Regions from separate parts of the Homo sapiens genome. Here region 1 is linked to region 2. A link is an interaction called in ENCODE POLR2A ChIA-PET data of the cell type or tissue named here. Cell type or tissue: MCF 10A. All regions are shown on one strand. Each heading gives the region's core, and the rest is flanking DNA. Links, peaks and the distances in the headings are about the cores only. Region 1 has its middle 78 kb from the start of INSIG1. Region 2 has its middle 95 kb from the start of HTR5A-AS1.

Region 1 (2,808 bases), core at 148-2,647, 53 kb after region 2:
CATGGAAGTCAAGTCAGCCCTTAAAGGGAAGGGTAGGAAACAGGTGTGCAGGGAGGGAGGAGTAAAGCTGCCCTGGGCCTGCCAGGCCTGGGGCCACCCCGCAGGCAACTCTGGAGCCAGACAGCCTCGGGGCACCCCAGGCTGAGGGAAGGAGCTGGGCACAGCCCTGTGTCCCCGTCTCTCAGCCAATGGAGGAGGAGCTTGGTCAGTCCCTACAAAGGTTGCAGTGGAGACCCTGCACCAGGGTACCCACCTACCCATGAAGGCACAGGAGGAACATTCTGGAAATGAGGAGGCCCTTGTGAAGCCACAGAGGTGTGGAACAGCATGGCACAGCACCCCTGCAATTCCCATACCCTGTGAGGACCCCACAGTCCTCATCTGTCCCTGGATGTAGTGCAGTGGTTGTCCTCGGAGTCGCTGGGGTCTCTGCCTGCTGGCTCTGCCCTAGTCCCGAACTGGACGCCCTGGCTCACAGTCCCTCCCCACGGCACCCCCTCCTGCATTCCTTGGCTCACCCATGAGCCCCTCTTGGGAATGGCTCCCCAACTCCACTGCTTCAGGAAGGAGCAGCTTAATGCTTCCCGAAGCTTCTCCAGCCCCACCCCACTTACCCCCATGATGTGAGCGCTTGGACGCACCGTCCCAGTGACCTGCCTCCACGGTAAAAGAGGGCCTGAATGGGGGTTCTTCAGTGCGGGGATCAGGGGCTGATTTCAGAATCTAACGACTGTCATTATGCCGCATACACAGAAAAATGAACACGAGAGCTACAATTTACATAAAAATCCCGGATTTGGGGAGCCCCCATAGAACCCCAAGACCAAAGACAGGTCTCTCAATGGGAAAATTTCAGGAAGCGACGCCAGGTGTCCTAATCCTCTGAAGCCCAGAATGTGTGTGCACCGGGGCGGGGCTGCCCCGGAGAAGGTTCAGGCGACCTTCGCGTGAGGACTCCAGGCCCCTCCGGAGAACATTCCTGAGCCTGCACCAACTGCCCTCCGTTCGCTCCTCTCCAAAGGGTCTCAGAAACCCTCAAAATAGTGTTAGGAAACCATCTTACTAACGAATGTCTGCCTCTTGCTTTCCACCGTATTTAAAACTCTTCCTTAAGCTGATATGAATTTTGTTAAAAGCACACGGAGAATGTTTTCTCATTGCCTCCCACTCTGAGCTAGGTATTCCATTCCCCCAAACACTCCTACATTTAGTAATGCGAAAAACAGTGAAAGATCTCAAAGCCCATAGATGAAAGTTAAATCAGTTCTGACAGACCCCGATGTGTGATGAAATATTATGCAGCCATTTAAAATGATGGAATAATACTTGAAATATAAAAAAGTTTAAAATGCAAACCCCAGAAGCATCTACAGTATATCCCCAATTTTCTAACACACACGTGCACACACAGGCTTCTAAGAAATGATTAGAAGGAAATACACCAATGTATTAATATTGGTTATCTCTGGTAAGACTAAAAGTAATTTTAATTTTCTTTTCTTCTTTCCTGTATTTTCCATGGTAAGCATACATTGATGTTAATTTTTTGATTGAAAATTCTACTGGCTCCACGGCCTGTCTTGTGTAATCACAGCTGAGCTCACTCATCTTCTGGGCTTTGGCACCGTAGGGAGGAAGGCAGCCTTTCCCCAGTGTGCCCTTGGGCAATCCAGATCCACCCCGAGCCTGGGCCCTGCTGGGTACTGCCCAGGCGATGCCAGGAGAGGGCTGAGTGGTGGCCGCAGCTGAGTGCAGACACATGTGGTGCAGAGCACAGCATGATGCAGTGTGGGACGGTGGGCTTTGCAAACCCCAGGAAGGGACAGCGGCCAGGTGCTCCGCTCCAAGCCCAGTCCCCCAGGCCTCAGTGAGCACCCCCGGCTGTGACTTGGGCCAGCCCTCCATTCACTCAGCCACTGTCTCTCTGAACATGCCCTGCCCTCCTGCCGGGCTGGCTGGGCTCTAGGAGGGGGTGTCCTGTGCAGGAGGCACATGTGAGCTCAAGGGCACACCAACCCCTCTCACTAGTCATGAGTTGGGCCCAGTGCAAGCCCGCTCACTCACTGCTCACTCCCGCCAAGGTCAAGCTTCTGAACCCCTTCTTAGAGACAAGGAGACCTGGGCTTAGCCCTCGAGTCCACGTGGTCGCCAACATGACATGACGGAGCCAGGGCCCCCAGCCCTGCCCCAGCCTGGCCCCTCCTCCACACTGGCTTCTGTGCCTCCTGCAGGGCCAGCTTCTCAGCAGCGCCTCTCTCTGCAGGAATTCACTCACTCGGAAGCTGGGCAGACTCAACCCAGAGCTTTGGCCTCCTGGACTTGGGCATGCTCCTGTGTAATGAGGAAGGGCCTCATTTTAAACAACCAGATCTTGTGAGAAATCTTTCACGAGACAGTAGCAAGGGGAGGGTGCTAAACCATTAGAAACTGCCCCGTGATCCAATCACCTCCCACTAGGCCCCAGCTCCAGCACTGGGGATGTCAGTTGAGCCTGAGATTTGGGTGGGGACACAGATCCAAACCGTATCAGAAGGGAAGAGAGCCATCCCGGGAGTGGGCAGGCTTTCCCGGTGGACCTTGGGGAGTCACCCCACATCTGTGTCAGTACAGCCAGACTTAACAATGGAAAGAGCCACCAGACCAGTTCAGGAAGCTGGGCGGGAGATGCCTCAAGGAGATGAGGCCAGCAGTATGGAGCAGCAAGTCCCCCTGTGCCCCCACTCTGGGGAGCTGCAAGAATGACCTCACAGGCCCTGCCTTCCCCCACACCCTGTAGGCTGCGCAGCTCCCCCAGCAAGACATGGAGCT
Region 2 (2,808 bases), core at 286-2,785:
ATAGATGAGCCCCAGGAATGTGGAACACCTTTGGTCTCACTCTAACATAGCCCTAGAAAAACTGCAAACTGGTTCTGTCATGTCGGAATTGCTAGACAGTCAATGGTTTGCACCCTTCCATTTGAAAAAAGTGGCCAATGTAGACGCTTTGCGGCAGCATCAGTTCTGACCAAACCATCATCTGAGCAAATGCGCATTTTCTTCAGGCTCAGCCTTCCCGCTGGTGTCCACCAAAGGAAAATCCGCCCTGGCCAGTGAGTCCTTGTGTCAGGAGCTCTGGGGCCTGTGTTTCCCTTTGCCTAAAAGTAGGGGCTGGCAGCACGGAAGGCCTCCTCATGAGCTTTCTGGAGTGTTTTCTGAGCGCAGAGGAAATAAGCGAGGCAAAGGTTTGGCTAAGGGTTCACACCTGTCCTCTTCTAATCTCTCACCCACTTTCATCATTGTGTATGTAGTCGCCATCGTCTTCCAAAGTTGCTATAATAGGGGTCCTGTTTCATTCTTTTTATTTTGACTACGTTATCTAACAATTCTTTATACTTGTCTCAAAATACTCATTTTTTGGTGGGGGTGATACAGGAGGGGGGCAGGGAAGTGCTGGGTTGTGAAAGGCAGGGGTCCTGGTGAGGGCTCCACCTTCAGGCCTATGCCCACGGACCTAGGTGAAGACAGGCACTCCTGTTTTCACACCCAAATGTTGCATTTCCCAAGACTACCCTGGCCTGCCACACCACCCCCCCCCATCCTGTGCCTATAAAAACCCTGAGACCCTCGCGGGCACACACACAGTGGCTGGAGTCGAGGGGGAATCACCGGCAGAAGAACACACACACACACACACACACGCCGACGGGCCATCGATGGTGGAACAACACGGACACTGAGGGAACTTTGGCTGGGGGCAGTCGGAGGAGAGCCTGGCCTCTGAGTGGCCTGATTCCAGGGAAAGACCACCTTCCCACTCCATCCCCCTTCTGGCTCCCCAGGCATCTGCTGAGAGCTATCTCCACCATTCGGTAAAACCTTACACTCATTCTCCAAGCCCACGTGTGATCCAATTTTTCCAGTACACTAAGGAAAGAACCAGGGATACAGAAAGCCTCTGTCCTTGCGATAAGCCAGAGGGTCTAACTGAGCTGATTAACACAAGACACTTGCAGATGGCTAAGCTGAAAGTCAGACTGTGACACGCCCACTGGGGCTTAGGGAGCTGTAAACACTCAACCCTAGATGCTGCCCTGAGGTCGGAGCCCAGGCTCCCCACGACCTGCCCGTCTGCATGCTTCCCCTAGGGGTTTGAGCTGCGGGCACCGAAGACGGGAGCCATACACCTGTCACACGCCCTGCGAGGGGAATATGGGAACTTATCCAGTTTCAGGAGGAGGGAATGACTAGCTACCAAACAACCAAAGCCAATTTTCCTGTGAAAGGGACGCTGGGGCATCTGATTACTTTTGTTGCTATAAAGGCCTTGGAGGCTGGGCACAGTGTGGTGTGCTTATAGCCTGCACAACGTGGCAGGATCCTGTCTCTCTAAAAACAAGAGGGGGTGCTTTGGTGAGGATGGAAAATTCTGAATAGCTCTGCCTTGATGTCTTCTGCTGTCATTACAGCAAAAGTGGTCTGGGGTGTCACTCAAACAGAAAACTGTCTTGTTTGGGACTTGAGAAGATTTTTGGTGCCTTCACCACCAGAAAATGAGGAAGAAGGAGCAAATAAGGGAGGAACGCCAGGCACTGAGGGCCGAGGGCCTTCACGGCCTGCACTGTTCTGCCGAGCAGGGCTGTGCGCAGCTGAGTTGAGTCACGCTGCCTGCGTCCTGGGCTGTGCGCAGCTGAGTTGAATCACGCTGCCCGCGTCCTGGGCTGTTTACAGCTGAGTTGAGTCACGCTGCCTGCATCCTGCACGCGGCCCTGTGCTCTGCATGTTTGAGGTAGGCTGCTTTCTCCACACGCATGGACATCTTTCCTATGGGGTGAAGGCTAGGCTTACAAGCCCTGTCTTTTGGATGTGGACATGGATCCCTTGCACATGTGCCTTCCGTGGCATGAAGACTGTCAGCACCTGGCAGGACTGGAGCGACTAGTGAAACACCAGACACCAGCCCCTCAGCCAAGGTCTCGCCCAGCACCTCCTTCCGAACCCTGCCCTGCCCCGGAGGCTGCTGGCTCCAGTGCAGGCCTGACTGTCACGGGCACCTACAGCATAACCCTGCCAGTGACCTCGCAGCAGCTGCAGCACCAAGCTCTCCAGGCAGCGCCCTGGCGCAGGTGAAGCAGCCCAGGCCCGCGCTGCAAGGGAGCCACACTCCAGCCGGCGCATTGGCAGAGAGAGTGCTCTCCCAGGAGAGGATGAAGCGCTGCGTGGGCTCAGGGTTTCAAAAAGCCCACCCCAGGTTCACTCCCCCGAACCTTGCCCTGAAGAGCTCCCCAGACTCGGCGGTGCCAGATTCCCAGGGATAGATTTTGTTACTCAGTGCTAAGCTTCTGGACTCTTTATTTTTTCTTTTACAGTGGTCTACAGATATCCCCATAACATCCCTTTCTTATTAATTAATTCAAATAAAGATAAATAATAAACTGTGTGGCTCAGTGTGGTTAAATGTGTATGGCATTTAGAGGTTTTGATGTTGTCGTAGACAAATGCCGCTTCTCTCCCAAATTGTTTCCACCTCCACTCCAGGCCTTTCTTCACCCCATCTCCTCCCAGCCCCAGACCCACTCCTTGCCTGAGCTCCAGGGTCGATCGCCCTGTAGAGCAAGTCTGCCCGGGATGAAGCTGACACACGAGGCTCATGGCTCAGCCCGCGTG

The links. Peaks named below come from ENCODE experiments on the same cell type or tissue, not always from the same donor. Only the 100,000 strongest peaks of a DNase experiment are listed, where the experiment ranks them.
Region 1: POLR2A ChIA-PET joins it to region 2 with 5 read pairs; 1 of 35 experiments calls an interaction of 5 or more read pairs at or near these places.

The regions. Positions count from the first base shown.
Region 1 is chr7:155,218,383-155,221,190 of GRCh38, forward strand. No RefSeq gene overlaps it. Among named protein-coding and RNA genes, the nearest start is that of INSIG1, 78 kb to the right of the region's middle. In MCF 10A, for the core only: no CTCF peak of the experiment used is centred there; a DNase peak (open chromatin) is centred at 1,639.
Region 2 is chr7:155,165,045-155,167,852 of GRCh38, forward strand. No RefSeq gene overlaps it. Among named protein-coding and RNA genes, the nearest start is that of HTR5A-AS1, 95 kb to the left of the region's middle. RefSeq lists an enhancer at 2,633-2,808. In MCF 10A, for the core only: no CTCF peak of the experiment used is centred there; a DNase peak (open chromatin) is centred at 1,847.